Regions from separate parts of the Homo sapiens genome. Here all the other regions are linked to region 3. The links are chromatin contacts, found by Hi-C or POLR2A ChIA-PET in ENCODE. All regions are on one chromosome and are shown on one strand. Each heading gives the region's core, a stretch centred on a gene start or an enhancer-like site at or near the end of the contact. The rest is flanking DNA. Distances are from core to core; before and after follow the strand shown.

Evidence for each region. A loop is a pair of places that touch in the nucleus more often than their neighbours do. ChIA-PET counts read pairs that join two places held with the same protein, here RNA polymerase II (POLR2A). Pooled maps may share reads with other maps.
Region 1: a pooled map shows a loop between it and region 3 (13-fold over the local background). The contact joins the promoter of SART1 here to the promoter of ZNRD2 in region 3. A Hi-C loop is called at or near these places in 11 of 50 pooled maps. POLR2A ChIA-PET finds 5 or more read pairs at or near these places in 2 of 52 experiments (AG04449 and OCI-LY7).
Region 2: a loop to region 3 is called in a map of B cell, with 7 times the contacts of the local background. The contact joins the promoter of BANF1 here to the promoter of ZNRD2 in region 3. A Hi-C loop is called at or near these places in 3 of 168 maps with a recorded cell type or tissue (B cell, CD4-positive, alpha-beta memory T cell and PC-9), 15 of 37 single-sample maps with no recorded cell type and 15 of 50 pooled maps. POLR2A ChIA-PET finds 5 or more read pairs at or near these places in 2 of 52 experiments (Caco-2 and naive thymus-derived CD4-positive, alpha-beta T cell).
Region 4: a loop to region 3 is called in a pooled map, with 4 times the contacts of the local background. The contact joins the promoter of FOSL1 here to the promoter of ZNRD2 in region 3. A Hi-C loop is called at or near these places in 2 of 168 maps with a recorded cell type or tissue (heart right ventricle and naive thymus-derived CD4-positive, alpha-beta T cell), 7 of 37 single-sample maps with no recorded cell type and 17 of 50 pooled maps. POLR2A ChIA-PET finds 5 or more read pairs at or near these places in 15 of 52 experiments (A549, AG04449, BJ and 11 more).
Region 5: a map with no recorded cell type shows a loop between it and region 3 (17-fold over the local background). The contact joins the promoter of ZFPL1 here to the promoter of ZNRD2 in region 3. A Hi-C loop is called at or near these places in 3 of 37 single-sample maps with no recorded cell type and 12 of 50 pooled maps.

What each region holds. Positions count from the first base shown.
Region 1 is chr11:65,960,241-65,964,743 of GRCh38, forward strand. It overlaps SART1 (spliceosome associated factor 1, recruiter of U4/U6.U5 tri-snRNP), which reads left to right and starts at 1,494. Exons shown (of 20, transcript NM_005146.5): 1 at 1,494-1,853; 2 at 3,834-3,891; 3 at 4,275-4,330. The coding sequence starts at 1,541. RefSeq lists an enhancer at 1,352-2,139.
Region 2 is chr11:66,001,202-66,005,430 of GRCh38, forward strand. BANF1 (barrier to autointegration nuclear assembly factor 1) reads left to right here and starts at 1,302. Exons shown (of 3, transcript NM_003860.4): 1 at 1,302-1,369; 2 at 2,034-2,172; 3 at 2,425-2,948. The coding sequence starts at 2,050. The coding sequence ends at 2,571. EIF1AD (eukaryotic translation initiation factor 1A domain containing) reads right to left here and starts at 956. Exons shown (of 6, transcript NM_001242481.2): 1 at 709-956. RefSeq lists enhancers at 654-1,023, 2,031-2,837 and a silencer at 1,324-1,663.
Region 3 is chr11:65,568,996-65,573,490 of GRCh38, forward strand. It overlaps ZNRD2 (zinc ribbon domain containing 2), which reads left to right and starts at 1,482. Exons shown (of 4, transcript NM_006396.3): 1 at 1,482-1,515; 2 at 1,609-1,760; 3 at 1,891-1,975; 4 at 2,396-2,893. The coding sequence starts at 1,497. The coding sequence ends at 2,739. It overlaps ZNRD2-DT (ZNRD2 divergent transcript), which reads right to left and starts at 1,418. Exons shown (of 1, transcript NR_038923.1): 1 at 225-1,418. It overlaps FAM89B (family with sequence similarity 89 member B), which reads left to right and starts at 3,543. Exons shown (of 2, transcript NM_001098785.2): 1 at 3,543-3,965; 2 at 4,368-4,495. The coding sequence starts at 3,675. RefSeq lists enhancers at 840-1,559, 1,570-1,799 and a silencer at 3,414-3,863.
Region 4 is chr11:65,897,883-65,902,238 of GRCh38, forward strand. FOSL1 (FOS like 1, AP-1 transcription factor subunit) reads right to left here and starts at 2,506. Exons shown (of 4, transcript NM_005438.5): 1 at 2,359-2,506. The coding sequence starts at 2,457. RefSeq lists silencers at 1,377-1,604, 1,570-1,689, 2,298-2,897.
Region 5 is chr11:65,082,022-65,086,198 of GRCh38, forward strand. ZFPL1 (zinc finger protein like 1) reads left to right here and starts at 2,201. Exons shown (of 8, transcript NM_006782.4): 1 at 2,201-2,357; 2 at 2,670-2,779; 3 at 3,094-3,205. The coding sequence starts at 2,678. It overlaps CDCA5 (cell division cycle associated 5), which reads right to left and starts at 2,019. Exons shown (of 6, transcript NM_080668.4): 1 at 1,912-2,019; 2 at 1,608-1,702; 3 at 1,464-1,529; 4 at 1,343-1,378. The coding sequence starts at 1,957. RefSeq lists enhancers at 1,751-1,980, 2,061-2,330, 2,920-3,504.

The sequences.
Region 1 (4,503 bases), core at 244-2,743, 390 kb after region 3:
TCCTGCCTCTGAGGACGCCCAGTGAGTGGGAGAGGGGGTGGATCCTTAAAGGGGCGCATACAACATAGCCTAACACATGCTGAGTTGTGCCACACAGGGAGCCACAGACTGAGCAACCACTGGGTGAGGGGAGGGGTTTCAGGAGAGATTGGGATTGTGTGCACTGCGCTTTTTTTTTTTTTTTTTAAGACAGAGTCTCGCTCTGTCACCAGGCCGGAGTGCAATGGTGTGATCTCAACTCACTGCAACCTCTGCCTCCCAGGTTCAAGCGATTCTCCTGCCTCAGCCTCCTGAGTAGCTGGGACTACAGGTGTGCGCCACCACACCCAGCTAATTTTTGTATTTTTAGTAGAGACGGGGTTTTACCATGTAGGCCAGGATGGTCTCGATCTCTTGACCTCGTGATTCGCCTGCCTTGGCCTCCCAAAGTGCTGGGATTACAGGCGTGAGCCACCGCGCCCGGCCTGCACTGGGGTTTTAAGTCCCAATAGTTTTAAGTTAGGGCTGGTCTCCTCAAGAAAAAAACTCATACACACAGATGTGCCACATTTTGCATTCAATTTCAGGGGTTCCAGGGATACACTGACGCCCATGTGGAGCTCCTAAACAATCTTAACAGTTCACGGGGCCAGGTTTTAAAAATCCAATCCAGGGCCAGGCGCAGTGGCGCATGCCTGTAATCTCAGCACTTTGGGAGGCCAAGGCGGGTGTATAGCCTGAGCTCAGGAGTTCGAGACCAGCCTGGCCAACATAGTGACCCCACCCCCTACCCCCGCTCCCCACCAACCATCTACAAAAAAATACAAAAATTAAAGGGGCGTGGTAGCGTACTCTCGTAGTCCCAGCTACTGGGAAGGCTGAGGTGGGAGGATCACTTGAGCCCAGGAGGTCGAGGCTGCAGTGCGCTGTGATCACGCCACTGCACTCCAGCCTGAGCAACAGAGTGAGATCCTATCTCAAGGGAAAAAACAAAACAAAACAAAACAGGGAACGTGGGAAGGAAGCGTTCCCTGACGATACTGGTTATAGCGGGTCTGAAGCTGGGCTGTGGAATTGGAGATCTCGGGAAAACAACACCCGTTGGAGCCACGACCCTAGGAGTCCACTAAGCGAGCGCCCATTGTAGGAGGGAGGTGTCTACGGAAAGACCGTGAGGTAGTGAACACCCCGTTGCCGGTGAAGTGCAAGCGCAGGGAGGCCGGGGAGGAACTTAAAGCCACGAAGACACTGACTTAATGGGCTCTAAGTCCTTCCAGTTCTGGGATCCCACCTCCGGGTTAATTCCGCTTCCCTTGAGGAGCGCATGCGCAATGGGACCACTCGCTCAAAGAACCCACCCGACCCGAGACGGCGCGAATGTGCAGTCGAGCGCTGATCCCGGCCTTCCCATGAGCCTCTGGGGCAGGCTCCAAGGCGAGCGACGGAAGCAGCCGCTCTTAGTTTCCGGCAACACGACAGCGGCTGCCGAGCGACCCGGAAGTATTCCCATTTTGCGTTGTCTGGGCTCGGCGGCAGCCGGGCTCGGAGTGGACGTGCCACTATGGGGTCGTCCAAGAAGCATCGCGGAGAGAAGGAGGCGGCCGGGACGACGGCGGCGGCCGGCACCGGGGGTGCCACCGAGCAGCCGCCGCGGCACCGGGAACACAAAAAACACAAGCACCGGAGTGGCGGCAGTGGCGGTAGCGGTGGCGAACGACGGAAGCGGAGCCGGGAACGTGGGGGCGAGCGCGGGAGCGGGCGGCGCGGGGCCGAAGCTGAGGCCCGGAGCAGCACGCACGGGCGGGAGCGCAGCCAGGCAGAGCCCTCCGAGCGGCGCGTGAAGCGGGAGAAGCGCGATGACGGCTACGAGGCCGGTGAGGAGGCGGGGCCTGCGCAGGGGGCGGGTCGGGCGGGGGTCCCGGAACGCGTGGGTCTGGGTGTGCGCGCAGTGTCAGCGAAGCTCTTCAGGCCAGGAAACCCCCAAGCTGTTTACCAGCTCTATTAAATAGTCTTTCTACGGGATCCCTTGAGCCCAGGAGTTAGAGGCTGCAGTGAGCTGCGGTCCCGCCAGTGTACTCCAGCCTGGGCAACAAAGCGAGACTCTGTCTCAAAAAGAAAAAAGTCTTTCTACGGTTGTTTAGGATTAGAGGTTGACTTTCTCCACTCAGCTGCTTGAGGACAGAGGGCTTCTGTTTTCCTCAGTTGTCTGGTACAATCAGATTCTCAATAAATATGTTGAATGAGTGAATGAAGTAGTGTCAGCATATACAGAGGCAAGAAAAACCTGGTATTGGACGAATCGTGTAGGGCGCATGGTAGAGAAATGAGGGAGTAAGATAGACAGGGATGTGAACACAAAGGACCCTGTACTGTAGTCTCTGTTAAGAACTGTAGATTGTCTTGAGGATAGTAGGGAGCCATGGATGTGAGTTGAGGAGTGAGTTGCTCAGATCCGTATTTTGTAAACATCACTGGATTGAGAATTTAGTCAAAGGTAGTCAGGACTGGAGACCAGGAAACCAGGAGGGCTATAGGCCAGGGGAGGGCTGATGGTGGCCTGCACCAAGGCAGCAGCAGTGGGATTGAGAGAAGTGGACAGGTTGGAGAGGTGTTTTGGAGGAGGAATGAACAGAACTCAGCACTTGTATGAGGGTGGGAAGAAGGAATGGAGGATGACTCCTTGAATTTTGGCTTGAGCAGCCAGATAGGTAGTGGGTGTCATTTCTACTGAAATTGAGGAGTAGGGAAGAGAAGCAGATTTGGAGCGGGGGTGGGGGGAGATAGTTCACTTTTGGGGTTGTCAAGGTTGATGGTAATGGGGAAATCCAGAGTTTGGACTGGATAAAGCCATTGGGAGTCAGTATCTGGGTGGCCAGTGAAGCCCCTGAAAGACTGTGACATGAGAAGAGGGGGTCAGGACTAGAACCTGAGAAATGCCCTTATGTTAGTAGTAGGCAGAGAAAGATGTTACCAAAAAAAGGAGACAGAGTAACCAAAAAGGCAGGAAAACCTTTGTGTCATGGGAACTTTGGGAAGAGAGTATTGTTAGAAGGAGGGAGCGATCAGCAGTCCCACATACCACAGGAGATCAAGCAAAACCAGAACCGAAAAGAACCCACTAGATTTAGAAACGAGGAGGCTGGTGACCTTGGGGAGCCTGGAGAGGTTGGGATCCATGGCCCAGGTGGAGAGAGAAGCCTTTAAGATAAAGGAGAAGGTAGGATGCAGGATGGGAATGCAGGAAAGGAAGAGTTTTTTTTTTGTTTTGTTTTGTTTTTTTGAGACAAAGTCTTGCTCCATTGCCCAGGCTAGAGTGCAGTGGCACGATCTCAGCTCACTGCAAGCTCTGCCTCCTGGGTTCAAGCAATTCTCCTACCTCAGCCTCCCGAGTATCTGGGATTACAGGTGCGCACCACCGTGCCTGGCTAATTTTTATATTTTTAGTAGAGACGGGGTTTCACCATCTTGGCCAGGCTGGTCTTGAACTTCTGACCTCGTGATCCATCTGCCTCGGCCTCCCAAAGTGCTGGGATTACAGGCATGACCCACCATACCCGGCCCAGACCTTGTCTGTTAAAAATGAAAGAAAAAAGTAGAGGGCAGAGTGGTGACTACAGCAGTTTGGATGTCTTGGGTCAGGAAAGGAAGGTGCACAGAAGAGGCAGGGCTCTGAGACTGGACTCGGGCAGAGGAGCTGCTGGGGAGCTTGGGTGGAAGAAGCTGCTGTTTTCTGGTGTTTCAGCAGGCCCAGGTGCTGGTGAGGGGCCCTCATTTTTGTTCCTGCAGCTGGAGCCAACGATGCTGGCTTCTTGGCCCTGTGTTCAGCTCCTGAGCCATGCTTCTTCTTGTTCCAGCTGCCAGCTCCAAAACTAGCTCAGGCGATGCCTCCTCACTCAGCATCGAGGAGACTAAGTGAGTACTGTCTCCCTTGTTTCTACTTTGTTTTTCTAAGAGAGGTGGCTCTGGGGCCAGCACGGGGGAGGCTTTCTCACATGAAAGTGTGCTAATCAGAGTTGGAAAGATTGTTTAAATCATCTTAGCCAACAGTTGACTTATAGAAGAGAAAACTAAAACCTAAGAGTAAAGTGGCATTCACTGGTTAGACGCAGACCAGGCTGGTGCCCATGTTTCCTGCTTTGGAGGCCAGGGCCCTTCCCAGTGTCCTAGGCTGCCTGGGGCAGACTTTGTGTTTGGGACCACTCACTCCCACCCTGTTTCTCCTCTTGTCTGTCTGGAAATGCACATGGCACCCTGTGTCTTTAATAGCCCCTAACACTTGTATCTCTTGTTGTCAGCAAACTCCGGGCAAAGTTGGGGCTGAAACCCTTGGAGGTTAATGCCATCAAGAAGGGTGAGTATGGGGCTGAGGATAGGGTTTGGGGGAAAGAGGCCATCTGAAGGGGTCTTTGAAGAAGGTGGGGTTAGAGGGCAGGTTCAGCACTGTTTAGTGGTCTTACACATGCATATTTGCCGGAAGGCATGAGGTCCCTCCTTGCTGGTATAATGGGGATCTGGGGCTCCGCC
Region 2 (4,229 bases), core at 52-2,551, 430 kb after region 3:
GGTGGCTCACGCCTGTAATCCCAGCACTTTGGGAGGCCGAGGTGGGCGGATCACGATGTCAGGAGATCGAGACCATCCTGGCTAATACGGTGAAACCCTCTCTCTACAAAAATACAAAAAATTAGCCGGGCGTGATGACGAGCGCCTGTAGTCCCAGCTACCCGGGAGGCTGAGGCAGGAGAATGGCGTGAACCCGGGAGGCGGAGCTTGCAGTGAGCCGAGATCGCGCCACTGCACTCCAGCCTGGGCGACAGAGCAAGACTCCGTCTCAAAAAAAAAAAAAAAAAAAAAGTAACTCCTATAATCTTAAGTACTAGTGTAATATAAAACTATACGCATGCTCCAGAGAAGTCATCCTGGCAACCTCTCTGGAAGGAGTTTGAAATAAACCGTATCTTTCTCAACACGCTTGTACACCCCAAGTCTAGCATAGTCACACAACAGAGAAGTTCAGTCTGGCAACACACTACAGCCGGAGACAAACTAGGTGGCCACCGTGATGGTTCAAGCCAGGAACTAGTTAATTAAAGGTTGAGGTGAGCAGGCTTGTCTGCGACATTTGCATATTTCTGACTTGCGTACTTAGAAGACGAAGGCCAGTACCCTTAAGACTGATGGTTTCCGAAAGAAACACTGTCGTCTCTAGTTGCTGTCCTCCTTCCTCCTCCCTGTCTATCCCGGAGAAAAGACCCTCAGAGAAACACCCACACTTAGTCTCTGGCCCTCGGCTCCCAGGAACGCTGCCGGAGCAACACCGCCGTCTAGGCTGGACGCTGAGAGAGGATCGTCCACGACTCACTTCAAGGCTGAACCAAGAAAACACAGTAAAGGAACTTGCCGGCGGCCGCGACGGTAGCGTCAGTTAGAAATCAGGTCTCCAGTGTTCCCAGTTCCCACCAGTCCAACTGCGAGGAGTGCGACGTGAGTCTGAGTCTGATCCCTCCGAAAACCGTACTTCCGGCGCTGTCTCGGAGGCCTCCCGTCCCCTCCCTTGTCCGTCTTCTAACTCTTCCCCACGCCAGGTCCGTCAAGCCTAAGTCCTTGAGTTCCGGGTCCGGGCAGCAGAGAAAGGAAGTCCTCTCCCTGGAGGCCTATCTCCCTCAGAACTGCGCGAGAAGCGAGACCTTAGAAGGCAGGGCTTCCCGCGAAGGACCGGAAAGGAGCGCCTACTAAGGACGCCGTCGAGGTCCGGGGCGCCTCAACTCTATAGCTCTAACTGGCTAGAAGTGCCCAACGTGGAATGTTTCTTTTTTAAAGGCGGCTCTTGAAGCGACCCGGAAGCGGAAGTGGAAGAAAGTTCTAGTGGCTTGAGGTATCCGCAGGAGCGGCCGGGTGGCGGGAGGAACCGTTACGGGAACTGAAGTTGCGGGTGAGCGCCAGCCGCGGAGCAGGGCCCTGATTGGAGGCCAGAGGGGTTGCGGGGAGAAGGGGAGGAGAGGGGTCGCAGGCGCTGTGGCGGGCCCTGGGGGAGAGCTTGGCCGCGCTGCGGGGAGGGGGCGGGGTGCAGCGCGTGGGAGCCGGGCCGCGGGAAGGGGCGGGCCGCAGCGGCGCGCGGTGGGGGCGGAGCTGGGGCGCGGCGTGAACCCCGCGGGCGGGGAGCGGGTGTGCGCAGCGCTAGGTGTGCGCTTCGCCCTGTAGGTAGAGAGACCCTTTGGTTAGCTTTCCACGCCAAGTGGCCGTTCCAGGCAGGCAGTGTCGTCTTGGTTCAGCCAAGGTCACAGAGGGAGTGATAGCTTCCGCGCAGCCCTGGCTACGGACTCTGGGCATCTTTCCACTGCCCCGCTTGCGCCACCTGTTAGGCAGGATCGTTTTTCCTCTGGGGCAAGATCAAAATCCAGGTCCTGCAGGAAGAAACTCCTCTTAAAAATAGTAGGGAAGAGTCTCCCTGGAACTGTTTTCTCCTTTCAGGATGAGGGGGATCGAGCAAGCCACTGTAACCCCTGGCTTGGCTTCCTCTTACTATGAGATTGCTCGTGGGCCCTTAGAAGTTCCAGGTCTTCAGCCCTAATCTGCCTTTTTTTTGGGATTCCTAGATTAAGCCTGATCAAGATGACAACCTCCCAAAAGCACCGAGACTTCGTGGCAGAGCCCATGGGGGAGAAGCCAGTGGGGAGCCTGGCTGGGATTGGTGAAGTCCTGGGCAAGAAGCTGGAGGAAAGGGGTTTTGACAAGGTGTGGGGTGGCTGCGTGTACCTAGTGCAAGCGGGGGGTGGAAGGGAAGTGATTCCATCTGCTGGGGGATGGACAGTAAGGTATAATCTGAAGAGGCTGCCAGAGCCTGGGCACCTGGTGGAGAGGAGAGGGGGGCAAAACCCGCGCTGCTTCCTGGGCTTGTGTGCTCTGAATGGCACAGGAATGGCTGTCTTGCTCTTATCTCTCACTGAGCACTGAGCAGCACGCTCCTTCCTTTTCCCTGTTTTGCAGGCCTATGTTGTCCTTGGCCAGTTTCTGGTGCTAAAGAAAGATGAAGACCTCTTCCGGGAATGGCTGAAAGACACTTGTGGCGCCAACGCCAAGCAGTCCCGGGACTGCTTCGGATGCCTTCGAGAGTGGTGCGACGCCTTCTTGTGATGCTCTCTGGGAAGCTCTCAATCCCCAGCCCTCATCCAGAGTTTGCAGCCGAGTAGGGACTCCTCCCCTGTCCTCTACGAAGGAAAAGATTGCTATTGTCGTACTCACCTCCGACGTACTCCGGGGTCTTTTGGGAGTTTTCTCCCCTAACCATTTCAACTTTTTTTTGGATTCTCGCTCTTGCATGCCTCCCCCGTCCTTTTTCCCTTGCCAGTTCCCTGGTGACAGTTACCAGCTTTCCTGAATGGATTCCCGGCCCCATCCCTCACCCCCACCCTCACTTTCAATCCGTTTGATACCATTTGGCTCCTTTTTTGGCAGAACAGTCACTGTCCTTGTAAAGTTTTTTAGATCAATAAAGTCAGTGGCTTTCATGACTGGGCTTTGTGCACTGAAAAGCAAGTGGGCTGGGAGTTGCCTCTCCTTCAGGGACTGACCATGTTTCCCTCACTCCTTATCAGTAGAGACCGAAACTGGCAGCTTCCCTTCCACTCCCAGAGGGCAGCCACCCTAGCCATGTAGGCCTCAGGCAGGTGACTTTTGTCTCAATCCCCGAGTGATGTGGGAGAGGGTGTGGGTGGATCTTTTCCTGGGAGCCAGATGGACTGTGCTCCAGATGTCAGTTAAGTCAACAGCTGGGCTAGGCAGCACCTGGTGGAAAAGTCAGTGGGAGTCAGAGGTACCAGACAGGGTGGGCCGGATGTGGGTGAGAGTTCACCTGCCAGTCATCATCTGCTCTCCCGGCCTCTGTAAGGGTGGGCAGGGTGCTTGCCATCTTCCATGATCTCTTAGGGAGGAGAAGGAGCACAGGCATCACAGCTGGAAGGATGTGAGGGGAGTACACCTCAGTACATTTTAGTCCTGTTCTTTTTGTTTACTTTTTAACTTAATAGGGACAGGGCCCTGCTCTGTTGCCCATGCTGGCCTTAAGCGATCCTTAAGCCTCCCAAAGCGCTGTGACTATAGGTGTGAGCCACCATACCCGGCCAGCCCTATTATTTCTTGAACACTTAGTATGAACCAGGCTTGAAGCTAAAATCTTTGCAAACATTTTTTTCTTTCACAGTAATAAATATTTTCTCCTTTACAGGTGAGGAAATTTGAGGCTCAGAGAGGCTAATTTGCCCATGGACTTGCTCCTGGGAAGTAGCCAGACTGGAACTCAAACTAGCTTGGAAACCCAGGGACCCGGCCATGTGTTCCTTGGTCATGTGGCTTAGCCTCTCTGAGCCTCAGTTTCTCCACTTGGAAAATGAGGTGGTTGTAGGGAAAGGATATTTGCAGCAGTATAAACAACAAAGGACTATTTCCATAGCACATACAGAATTGCAATCAAGAAAAAAGCGGACTGGCTGGGCGCAATGGCTCACGTTTGTAATCCCAGCACTTTCAGAGGCCGAGGTGGGTGGATCACCTGAGGTCAGGAGTTCAAGACCAGCCTGGCCAACATGGTGAGACCCCATCTCTACCAAAAATACAAAAATTAGCCGGGTGTGGTGGTGCACGCCTATAATCCCAGCTACTCAGGAGACTAAGGCAGGAGAATCGAACTTGGGAGGCAGAGGTTGCAGTGAGCCGAGATCACGGCCATTGCACTCCAGCCAGGGTGACCAGAATGAAACTTTGTCTCAAAAAAAAAAAAAAACAACAGAAAAATG
Region 3 (4,495 bases), core at 232-2,731:
ACGGTAATAACCTGGGGGTCTGTGCATACAGGCTGGAGTCCAAGAGATGGTTCAGAGACAGTTCCTCTAGTCAGCCTCAGGCTAGGTGCTGTGGCTCTTCGCTGTAATCCCAGCACTTTGGGAGGCTGAGGTGTGAGGATCACTTGAGTCCAGGAGTTGGAGACCAGCCTGGGCAACATGACGAAACCCCATCTCTACAAAAAATACAAACCAAACCAAACAAACACACAAAAAACGGTGGCTCTATTCAGCCTGATAGAAACGACTTGTGGTACAGGCCCTAAGTCAGGTACGCTGCTGCCCAAGAGCCTGACTGGTAGATGGAGATGTGAAAGGGACACAGGGCTCTCCACGTAAGCAGGAGGCAGCAAGAATGACAGTTCCAGGGGTTCTACGTGGAAGGAAGAGGGGGCCAGGAGGAAGGGACTTCAGGTCAGATTGAGGGGGCATGTGCCATCCGGAAGAGGAGAATGTCGATGTAACTGTGAAAGTCCAAGTCCTAGCTGCTTTTCCACTGCCCTGGTGTACAACCTCAGGCCCTGCAGACTGCACATCTGAGGACCCCTGCCTGCCCTGTCTGGCTTCTCTGAATCTAATAAGGGAGAAGATGCGTTTGAAAAAGAACACGGAAGAGGGAGAGAGAAAAAAAGCACCAAGGTCCATGTTCAGAGAGCCCTGGTAATTTTAACTTGCAACTCACCCAAGAAGAGCCTAATGGTCGCAAGAGTATGTAGGAAGGCCCCAACCCGACCCGGCCCAGCACGCAGCACCCAAGGGCGGCTGGAAGCGCAATGCGCGTGCCCAGTACAGCGCTATTCAGTCTGCAGGCTTTTTGAGGATTTCAACTTCAAAGAACGGTCGGCTTCGGGGCGAACTTTGCTTCAGTTCCAGGCCTCGGGAGGCAGCGAGGAGACAGACTGGGACACCGAGCATGCAGAAGGGGAGTGGTCTTGAAATACGCGGAAAGGGAGAATGCACCCCTCCTGGCCAGCCTTGCCGGGCGAAGTGAGAAGTACTGAGGCCTGAGAAGGCTCCACGCGTGCGCAAAGGGCCGCTCGCTGTGATTACTGGGGTGGCGATGGTTGTGATGACGCCGCTGCCCCGCCTGCGCCGAAAGGGAAACCCCAGGGGAGGCGGAGGCCAGCGGGGATTTCTGAAGCCAAGTGGTCCCCTTCATCCACGACGGACAGGAAGGGCGACCCCCTGAGGCCACTTCCAGGTCTTGCGACCGGAGGAGAGTTACCAAGGAGACGCTCCTCCCGAGGCCTCGCGCGTCGGAAGCTTCTGTCCCCTGGATTCCGGTTGACGGACGCGTCCCCCGAGCAGGTTCTCGGTAGCAGCCGACACGCCCCACCCCGGGCACAGCGAGGTCTGAGGACCACGCTAAGGCGTCACGTCCGCCCTGATCCGCGGCAGCTATGGAACGGGCGGAGCCGCAGCGGAGGGCGCTCCGCTTTGACGTCACTTCCTGTGAGCCCGGCGGTGACAACGGCAACATGGCCCTGAACGGAGCTGGTGAGGACCTGGGCGGCAGGGGTTTGTGGCTGTGAGGTACGGGAGGCAGCCCACTCCGGCAAGACCCCCAGTCCCTATGCCTCTCTTCCCCAGAAGTCGACGACTTCTCCTGGGAGCCCCCGACTGAGGCGGAGACGAAGGTGCTGCAGGCGCGACGGGAGCGGCAAGATCGCATCTCCCGGCTCATGGGCGACTATCTGCTGCGCGGTTACCGCATGCTGGGCGAGACGTGTGCGGACTGCGGGGTGAGGCGAGACTCGGGCGAGTGACCGGGGATGGGTCCGCGGGCCAGGCCACTCAGCCCTTCCCCGGCCCTCCCCTCTGGACCCCATTGCCGGCGTCTCATTCCGGCCCCGTGTGCTTTTTGGTCCGTAGACGATCCTCCTCCAAGACAAACAGCGGAAAATCTACTGCGTGGCTTGTCAGGAACTCGACTCAGACGTGGATAAAGATAATCCCGGTAAGAGTAAAAAATAATCCGGGAGAGGGGCCGGATATGCTTAGGGGGGAAGCGTGGTTAAGTGGTGATAGAGGCCCGAGAACAGTAGGGCTGAGAGGTGACAGTGGAGTCTCTGGGTGGGGTAGAAGTAAAATTATTTCTCCTTTAGGCTCTAAAGAGGACCCTTAACTCAATAAGAGCACCAAGCACCTCCTGTGTGCCAGCCACTGCGCGAGAGTCTGAGCTCAACCAGGCCCAGTACTGATGGAGAATTGAAGCTAGGGCATAAATGTGATACAAAGTAGAAAGTGGATGAGTTGCCTTATAGAGGGACAGGGAAAACACCTCAAGCACAGAAAGAGCAGAGCAGAAAAGGAGATGGCTCAGGGCTGAGGTGGGCCAGGCATCCTGACCATTCCACCCACTTTCTCCTCTTTTTAGCTCTGAATGCCCAGGCTGCCCTCTCCCAAGCTCGGGAGCACCAGCTGGCCTCAGCCTCAGAGCTCCCCCTGGGCTCTCGACCTGCGCCCCAGCCCCCAGTACCTCGTCCGGAGCACTGTGAGGGAGCTGCAGCAGGACTCAAGGCAGCCCAGGGGCCACCTGCTCCTGCTGTGCCTCCAAATACAGATGTCATGGCCTGCACACAGACAGCCCTCTTGCAGAAGCTGACCTGGGCCTCTGCTGAACTGGGCTCTAGCACCTCCCTGGAGACTAGCATCCAGCTGTGTGGCCTTATCCGCGCATGTGCGGAGGCCCTGCGCAGCCTGCAGCAGCTACAGCACTAAGAGAAGCCCCTGAGAAAAACCCTCTAGAAAAACAGCTGTTCCTCTGTGTGGTTTGTTTTTTTCCTGGTTCCAAGTGTGCATGCCAGCCCCAGCTCCACTCACCTTTTTCCAGCTTTTGGCCTCTTCACCTCTCCACTCTGCTCTCCTTGACGCCCTGAGATGAGTTGAGCTTGTTTCTTCTCAGTTTCCCCAGTCAGGATGAGGGAGTAGGTAGAGGACTATGTGATGCCCCTTTTCTAAGGAAGAAGCCATAGCCTTTTCAAAGGTAGCAGCCAGAGGGGTGGACCCTAGCCTTGTCTCTGGCAGCACCTCTGCAGCCTCTTCCGCCATCTGGTGTCCATTCCCCACCTGGAAGTGAGGTTTTGTGTTCCGATCCCCTTGATAGATTCCCCTCCTTCCCCTGAGCATCCTGACCCTATCAGCCTATCCCATCTCATGCCCACCCCAGGTACTCAGACACCGACAGGAGTTTGTGGTGACCCCAGCGTCAGGTGGCACGTTAGGCACCAAGTGTGGACTTGCCAGTCTCCTGACTCCACTGTTAGATCATTTTCCTTGGGTGTGGGGGCGGGGCGGGGCGCGGCGGGGAGACGGGGTAGCAAAAAGAACCGTGAAGAAACCACGCCTGCCCCCTTCAGCCTTTTCCCCCCTCCGCCGCATTTTTCCATCTCCCCTTGAGTGAGTGGATGTCCCGTTGCCTTTTCTCAGCTTTGCGCGACGTGGTCCCACAACCGTTGCCTTTTTAAGAGAGGCCCGGCCCATCCAGAGGGGGTGGGGCAGAGGCGGAGTCTGAGGAGCTGGGGAAGGAACAAAGCGAGGCCTGCGGGCGGCGGCTGGGCTCCGGCGGGGCCGCGGGGTGCGGGGCCTGCGGGCGGCGGCCCGGGCGGAGCGTTGGAGGGAAGGAGGTGGCATCGCCGTCCGCGCCGGCCCCGGCCATGAACGGGCTGCCCTCGGCAGAGGCGCCGGGCGGGGCGGGCTGCGCTTTGGCCGGGCTCCCACCGCTGCCGCGCGGCCTCAGCGGCCTCCTTAATGCGAGCGGGGGCTCGTGGCGGGAGCTGGAGCGCGTCTACAGCCAGCGCAGCCGCATCCACGACGAGCTGAGCCGCGCCGCCCGCGCCCCGGACGGGCCCCGCCACGCCGCCGGCGCCGCCAACGCGGGACCCGCAGCCGGCCCGCGTCGTCCTGTCAACCTCGACTCAGCGCTGGCCGCGCTGCGCAAGGAGATGGTGAGTGGGTGGGCGCCGGGCCAGCTGGGCGGGGGGCTGACGCGGAGGAACGCAGGGGACTGGGACAGGCGGCCTGGGTCTCAGAGGACTTGCAGGCACCAGTTGGGTTGCAAGGGTTATGGTAACAATAATTAGTGATAGTTACCAATTATGGCAGTAGTTACCATATATTTTCAAATGTTTTGCTGACGTTACTTCATTTCATCCGGCTAAATGGATAACCCCATTTTTTGGGTGAGGGTCATGACTAAAGTTGCATAGCTTGCAGGTGGTGCCTGATGTCCACAAAAACTTCGTTTAGGAAGGTGCGGGGAAGATGGGCTGGGGCCCACTATTCCAGGGGGCGGGGCTGGGCTGGGGTGGCCTGGACCCCAACTCCAGCCCACCCTCAGTTGTCTGCAGGTGGGGCTGCGGCAGTTGGACATGTCCTTGTTGTGCCAGCTGTGGGGCCTGTACGAGTCAATCCAGGACTACAAACACCTGTGCCAAGACCTGAGCTTCTGCCAGGACCTGTCATCCTCCCTCCATTC
Region 4 (4,356 bases), core at 1,256-3,755, 330 kb after region 3:
ATTGCTTTTTTTTTTTTTTTTCTTGAGACAGGGTCTCACTCTTTCACCCAGGTTGGAGTGCAGTGACCTGCGGGCTCAAGCAATCCTCCCACCTCAGCCTCCCAAGTAGCTGGGACTACCGACGTGCACCACCACATTTGGCTAATTTTTTTTTTCTTTTCTGTTTTTTTTTTTTTGAGACACAGTCTTGCTTTGTCACCCAGGTTGGAGTGCAGTAGCCCGATCTCGCCTCACTGCAACCTCCACCTCCTGGATTCAAGCAATTCTCCTGCCTCAGCCTCCCGAGTAGCTGGGACTACAGGCGCCCACAACTGTGCCCGGCTAATTTTTGTATTTTTAGTAGAGACAGGGTTTCACTATGTTGGCCAGGCTGGTCTTGAACTCCTGACCTCTGGTGATCCACCCGCCTTGGCCTCCCACAGTGCTGGGATTATAGGCATGAGGCACCGCGCACGGCCTGGCTAATTTTTTTTAAATTTTTTTGTAGAGACAGGGTCTCACTAGGTTGCCCAGGGTGGTCTCAAATTCCTGAGCTGAAGCAGTCCACCCACCTCAGCCTCCCAAAGTGTTGAGATGACAGGCTTTAGCCACCTGGCATGGCAGGCTGTCCCAATTCTAATCTCAGCTCTCAGCTACTTACTGGCTGTGTGACCATGGGCAAGTTATTTAACCTCCATGTGCCTCAGTTTCCTCATTTTTAATATTGTTACAGGTGAGGATTACAGGATTTCACTGATGTTAAGAAGTACCCTTTAATAGCTCTGAAATCATAGTTTAATTGGCAATTTAAAAAATTTTAGTGGACTAGGCATGGTGGCTCATACCCAGCACTTTGGGAGGCTGAGGTAGAAGGATCACTTGAGCTCAGGAGTTTGAGGTCACACCGGGCAACACAGTGAGACTTCATTTCTACAAAAAAATTAAAAAATTAGTTGGGTGTGGTGGTGCGTGCCTGTGGCCAGGTCGCTTCCCAGCTAGGATCTCAGTAGGATTGCTTGAGCCCAGGAGGCTGAGGCTGCAGTGAGCTGTGATTGCACCACTGCTCTATAGTCTGGGCAACAGAGGGAGACCCTGTCTCAGAAAAAAAAAAAAAAAGAAAAGAAAGAGAAGGAAAGAAAATTAGTGGCATAAAGTTATAGTGGGTTTTTTTTTCAATCGATGAGGTCTTCGATTCCGTGAAATATGGTAAATGATGTAGCAAGCGCCCAGCACAACGTCCCTGTTCCCATTCTATCAGCCAGCTATCTGAGGAGTGGGTTGGGATGGGGCTCAGTGTTCTGGGAGAAGTGGGTTCTAGCTCTGCCGCTGGGCCCTGGGTGTGGGCGCCCAATCGTCCGGGAAGCGCCCACAAGCCCAGGCAAGTCCCGACAGCGGTAGCCCGAGCCCAAGCGCTGCGGGCCCGGCGTCCCAGTGACCCCAGTTCCGGGTCCGAGGCACCGCCGGCGGCATCTCCCACTCCCGGGCCCGGGCCGCTCCAGGCCAGGAAGGGAGGGACGCCCCGGGTGACTCAGCCGCCGTGACTCGGCCGCCGTGACTCGGCGGAACGGACGCCCCTCCTTCCCTCCCCTGTCGACACGTGCTCGCAGCCCCTCGACAGGAAATGGGCACCTGCAGCCTCCCGGGTGCCCCCCGGCGGGCAGCGGGCGCCGTTAGGGGCTGAGAGTGGGGTCGCGAGAGTCGCCCGCAGCCTGACCCCGCGCACGTCCCGGAACCTCGAGGTCTCTATTCGCCGCATTCGGCAAAGGGATCGAGGGCCGGTCTCCGGGGACCTGGCAGGTTCCACTGCCCGGACCCCCCTGGACTCCCCAGGCCGAGAAACGATAGGGACTTGGCGACGGAGGGGCGAAGGACAGACAGACGGACGGACACGCGGAGGGTCGCAGACCGGGCCGGGACTCCCACCCTGGCCCAGCTGCTCTCCCGACGGATCCCGCCTCCCTCCCGTGTGGGGACCCTCACCCCAGCCCAGACTCCAGATCCCAGGAATTCAGCCCGAAGCGGAGAGACCCTCCTAGCCTTCGAGGCGACCACCCTAGGCGCCCACGCCCCTTCTGAAGCAGGGTGGACGCAGAAGTCAGAGGTGGGCAGGAGGAGAGAAAGCGGGCACGGAGACGGAGGGACGGACGCGGACGGCGAGGGAGAAGGGGGCGGCTGGGAGAAGGGGAGTTCGCGGGTCTCTGCTGCCCGCTGCGCGGTGGGGGCAACTGGCCCCGGACGGCGAGGGGCAGGATCCTCGCCCCAGCCCCCAGCCCGGCCCCGACTCCGGTTCCCCGCTCCAGTCCCGGAGCGTGCGGGAGTTGACCCCGGCCTCCCACGCGCGGTCCTCCCGTGGGACCACCGGCGTCGGGCCCCACTCACCTGCTGGGCTGCCTGCGCTGCGGCCGGGGGCTGCGCGGGGCCGCCGTACCCGCCGCCGTTCCCGGAGCTCGGGCCGGGTTCCCCGAAGTCTCGGAACATGCCCGGGGCTGGCGGCTCTGCGGGGTACACGGCTGCTGGGTTCTGACTCACCCGCGCCGTGCGGAGTCTTTTCTTTTTATGAATGAAAAGTTCTCGGGCTGAACCACTGCGACCGCGGGGGGTGGGGGCGTTGCAGCGGCGCGGTCACCTCCAGGCTCCACCCCCGAGACGCGCCGCCTTGGCCCGTCGGTCCCGAACTTGGCGACGCCTCCCCAAGTCCGGCTGCAGCCTTTTCACCGGGATGGGCCCGGCTCGGCGTTCCCCGGAGGCTGCGGGCCCGCCCCCCTGACGTAGCTGCCCATACATGGTGTAACTTCCTCGCCGCGCCCAGGTGGAGCCCCGGGTTCCCCTGCGGACTGACGCACCTGCCAGAGCCCGCGCCCCGCCCCAGCCCTCTCGAGGCCTGGGCTAACCTCCGTTTCTGCTCCCACAAAATAGCACGAAAGAATCACATCTCTAGGAGCCACGCCAACCGCCACCCAAAGCTTCGTGGAGTGAGGTCTTTCCACTGGCCTTGTTTTAAGGCTTCGAGTATATGAAAAGTGAATAAATGACAAACCAGGGTTACAAAAATGGTGGCATATTTTATTTTACTTTATATTTTTGAGACCGGGTCTCTGTCACCCAGGCTGGAGTGCAGTGGCTCGATCTCGGCGCACTGCAGGCTCAACTTCCTGAGCTAAAGGGATTCTCCTGCCTCAGCGCCCCCTCCAAGTAAGTGGGACTACAGGCGCGCGTCACCACACCCAGGTAATTTTTGTGTTTTTTGTAGGGATTGGGTCTCGCCGTATTGCCCAGGCTGGGTGGTATATTTTAAATGTTTGCGATAAGGTAATGCTTTGAACTAACCCCACATAAAATGCAATATAATAGTATTACTCAGGATAATTTCAGGAGCTATAACGAGTTTTAATTCAGGGCCACTACAGGTGTCCTGAGGTCTGATAAACGCCATCTTCATTACGGTCAGTGCCTTTCGGAGGCTTGTGGCCACCAGACTTGTTTGGAGAGTATGTCAAAGGTGAGTGAATGTGAGGCAGGTATCATCCTCATCTCTGTTTTACAGATGGGGAAACTGAGGCTGGGAGATGCTGAAATGAATTGCTTGAAGTCGCTAAGTGAGTAGCTGGCACAGGTTGCCAAGTCACAGCCGTGGGCACTCCAAGCCCAGGCTCAGCCAAGATTTTCAAAGCCCTTACACCTTCACAGACACCTTGTCGCACATCCAGAATGTTAGTGCTGGGCACCATCCCAAAGCTTCTCTCTGATTACTTCCATCATAGATGAGGAAACTGAGGCCCAGATGGAGTACTGAGCTGTCAGTTGTCACACGACTACAGAAAGAGGGCTGGGGCCAGGTGTGGTGGCTCATGCTTGTAATCCTAGCACTTTGGAAGGCCAAGGCAGAAAGAACCATTTGAGACCCCATCTCTACAAAAAATTATAAAATTTTCTGGACATGGTGGTACGCCTGCCTTGTGGTCCCAGCTGTTCTGGAGGCTGAGGCGGGAGGATGGCTTAAGCCAGGGAGGTTGAGGCTGCGGTGAGCTGTGACTGCGCCACTGCAGTCCAGCCTGGGGGACAGAGCAAGACTCAAAGTAAATAGATCAAGAGAGGGCTGGGCTCTCCTGCTTCTCCATCGGTCCTTCCATTTCATCAGCTCTAGCTTTGCCCTCTGGGCTACTTTCCTTGGGAACACAGGCCAGAAGCCTGTGGGTGCACTCAGGACTTAGAGCCAGGAAGTCCAGATTGCCCCTGGGGTTCTAGTCCCAGAGCTACCATTTTCTGTCTGTGTGACACTGGGCAGGTCACCTTCCTTCAACTGGGCCTCCCTGCTGATCTCACAGAGCTGTTGTGGGATCAAGTGAGATCACAGATGTGAAAATGCTTTGTAAGCTA
Region 5 (4,177 bases), core at 951-3,450, 490 kb before region 3:
GGGAAGGCCACTGGGGGGCAATTCCCTCTGAACCCAGTACTGTATATCATCCTGGCTTTAGCTCACGCCCTTGGCTTCATGCTTCAGAATTCCTGGACTTCACGTCATTCCACTGGTCTTGGAGCCCCAGGGTAGCCCTTCTCAAAACCATTCTCCCCACAGCCCCCAGAGGGGTCTTTCTTAAAACACTCAAACTTGACTCGGTCACTACCTTACCCAGAACTCTCCAAAGGCTGCCCACAGACCCAAGAATGATGCCCAAGCCATGAGTGTGGCTTTTGTGCCTCATCAGGATCTGCTCTGCCTTAGGGTGCTTCCTCCCCTGCTGAGGTCTGCTGCAGACACTAAACAAATTGCTATTCCCCGAACCTTGATTTTTCTTTAAATTCCCAATCTCTGCAAACATGGCTTCTTTGACCTGGAACAAACCTACTTGTCTTTTTTTTTTTTTTTTTTTTTGAGATGGAGTCTCGCTTTGTCACCCAGGCTGGAGTGCAGGGGCGTGATCTCGGCCCACTGCAACCTCCGCCTCCTGGGTTTAAGCGATTCTCCTGCCTCAGCCTCCTGAGTAGCTGGGACTATAGGCACGTGCCACCATGCCTGGCTAATTTTGTATTTTTAGTAGACACAGGGTTTCACCACGTTGGCCAGGCTGGTCTTAAACTCTTGACCACAAGTGATCTGCCCGCCTCAGCCTCCCAAAATGCTAGGATCACAAGCGTGAGCCACTGCACCCGGCCTCTACTTGTCTTTAAAGACTCAGTTCAAATGTTTCTTCTTCCACGAAACATTCCCTGAGCCACATGGTCTGGGTTAGCTACCATCATAGCATCTAGTATTCCTTATTGCAGTCCCAGTACACAACGTTGCTATCACTTGTCATTGGTCTTTCTCCCCAGTTGACTCTAAGCCCTATCAGCTCTTCAAAGGAGTTCACATTTCTCAGTCAGTATGTCTTCAGATTGTCTATTAATGAAACATCCTTTGATAATAACTTCTGCTAAAACTGTAAAAATGTCATACACATGACTTATCTCAGAACACCCATACATGAAAGCTGAAGGCATAATGGATTAGAAAGGCAGTACGTGGAGTTAAGACATAGCTCAGCTTTTAAAGGAAGTTCCAGGAAAATGGTAGAAATACACAAGGCATAAAAAGTTAAGTGTATTAAGTCTTCAGGGAGTAATCAAGACTGGCAATGCATGCAGGTGCCCACAGGCAAACTGTTTTTGCAGTACTGCAAAACAGCTCCCTGGGCAGATGTGAGGAGCCAATGTGTGCTGTCCAGCTCTAGAGTGACCCAGATTCTACTTAATTAAGTAGATGAAAGTGAACTCACCCTAGGGCTCCTGCGAGGTGATTGGACAGCTGGGACCTGCGGGGGACAATACCAATTGATCACATAGCTGGTCCCCAGTTTTGCCCGCCTAACCACCCACAACACTCTCCTTAGCCTTTACCTCTACAGCATGGGCCACGATCCTCTTTAAGACGATGGGCTTTCTGACTGCAGCCGCACTGGGTGTCTGGAGAAGAGGGATGAACGTGAGCTCAACATTAGGTGAGGGGCCACAAGGGGAGGAAGTGAGAAATCTGGGGCTCACCTTCGGCCAGATTTCAGGGAGGATGCTCGGGAGTTCAGAGCCTGATTTCCGCTGGGACCTCCGCAGAGGCTTAGTAGGAGATGGGGCCCTTGGCCCTGGAAAGAGAAAAAAGTTAAGTGGTAGAGGAGGACTCTAGACCTTAGAGTCCAGAGAACAGGTTCTAGAGACAGCGAGAAGATTCCCAAACAAGCCCTTTTAAGGGCGCCTCCTCCGGCGGCGGCAGCGGGAGGGAAGAGGCCATCTTTCACCGGACTGCGTCCCCCAAACGGCTCGACCTCACGTCTCCCGCGCGCCCTCCGCTCACCGGAGCGCTGAGCGGCTCCTCCGGACCGCGTTCGCCTCCCAGACATAACTTAGGCTCCGTCTCGAGCTCCTCCAGCGCCGCCGCCCCGGGCGCGCGCCAACCGGGAAGGCCACTCGCTGCAAAAAACGTTCGAATTACCCGCCCTGCGGGAAAGGAAGCGGAAGTGACGTAGGGCTAGCGGTCTGCGGCCCTCGGAACCCCGAGTCTTTTCCACCCGTCTTCACCTCTAGCGGCAGCGGAGGCGTGGCCCAGGGGCGCGATGGCGTCATCAGCGCGCGCCGCACCCGGAAGAGACGTGGCAGCGGAGGGATAATCGGGGCGGCCGGGGCTGAAGGGAGAGGCGCAGGAGCCCTGGGGAGAGTGGTCCCTGCCCTTCCGCGCCTCGAGCCATCGCTACCGCCCTTCGGAACCAGTGCAGCGGCCGATCAGTAAACACAGAGACTGGGGTCTGTAGAGAAGGGGCGGGACTTGGAGGGGGTGGGGCTCAGGAGAGGTCTTGGGGGCGGGGCCGGTAGTATCGGGGAGCCTCTGATGGAGGGGCCTGGCCGGGGGCGGGATCCAGAAGGATTGAGGGGTCGCCGGAGGCGGGATTTATGCAGGGGGTGTTTCTCCGCATAAGGAGGGACAGTGGGCAGGAATCTGAGATCGGGGCGAATATGAGAGGTGTCTGGGGGAGTTAAGAGTGGAAACTGGGCTGGTGAGAGCGTAGTGGTGGCCACCAGAACCTGACTTCCTACCAACTCATGCCCCTTTCCCAGGATCGATCATGGGGCTTTGTAAGTGCCCCAAGAGAAAGGTGACCAACCTGTTCTGCTTCGAACATCGGGTCAACGTCTGCGAGCACTGCCTGGTAGCCAATCACGCCAAGGTGGGGCCTTCAGGGGAGCGACTGAGCAGGGCACTGGGTGGGCAAGGCGGTATTGGCTTCCTCCAAATCCATGAGGGGCCCCGCGCTAGAATGTAAGCCCCACAAGGGCAAGGACTTGATTTATTTTGTTCACTGATATATCCCCCGTTCCCAAGAGAGAGTCTGGTGCACAGTATGTGCTCAATAAATATTTATTGATTAAACAAACGAAAGGATGAGTCTCCTCTGTGGCTAGAGAAAAAGAGACAGTCGGACCTTGGGGTGATAGGCCGAGCAGCCCCAGCACCAGTTGTGACATCTCTCTCCCACTCCAGTGCATCGTCCAGTCCTACCTGCAATGGCTCCAAGATAGCGACTACAACCCCAATTGCCGCCTGTGCAACATACCCCTGGCCAGCCGAGAGACGACCCGCCTTGTCTGCTATGGTGAGGCCTTGGCACCTCGGGGGGATCAGGCCAGCCTCAGGGGCCAGCTTGGTGACTGGTTTCCAGGCCCTCCTCAAGCAGCAGGACAGTGAGTCCCCCGAGTCTCAGAGCCCAGATTCTAGTCCTGTTAAAGTTCCTTACCTGCTGTGTAAGTTCAGGCAAGTTATTCTTCCTTTCTAGGCCTCACTGTCTTTCCTAAAAATTAAAGCTCCTAGTTCCTCTTTCCTAAAAATTAAGCCCTGCCAATCTGGAGGTTTCAGCGAGAACCAGTCAAGCTTACGGGTATGCTGGTGGCCGTGACTATTAGCTAGCCAGACCGGCATGTTGCTTTCAGATATTCAGGATCCACCACTGATTCCAAGGCTAAACAGAGAGGAAGTGAGTTTCCCACATTAAAGTTAGCTAAAAGAAGTCAGCAGACATATGTGTCATGACTTTGACCTGAATCTGGGGTAAGAGCCTTAGCTCCAGTTTTTGAAGGAGCTCATGCAAGAGTCAGCTCCATATGTGTTTCTCCTTGTGAGTGCATGTGTGTACTTGCAGGCACTTAATGTACATTGTGTGTTTAAATGAGTGTTAGTGTGTTGATCTGTACTTGGGGTGAATGAATGGGTAAATGTATGTATGTGAACATATGAACACAGGTGTGTTGTGGGAGTGCAAGAGAATGCATGGTTGAGGGTGCCTGTTAGCAAACCTGTGAGTGTATAGATGTGTATGTGTGAGGGCTCCTGTACCCATAGTGTAGATATAGGGAATGCCACTTGTGTTTGATTATGTGCTTATAAGGACATGTACATTTGTGCCCAGGGATGTGTACATGTATATGTGTGCCTGTGTGTGTATCGAGGAACCTTTTCTGAAACTGTTCATTATTAGCCATTAGCCCAAAGAATATGATGAGTGCAGGCCCAGAGAGGACTCATTGAAAGGACTGAAAGGGGAGGTGGCGTTTTCTTCCTACCCAAACTT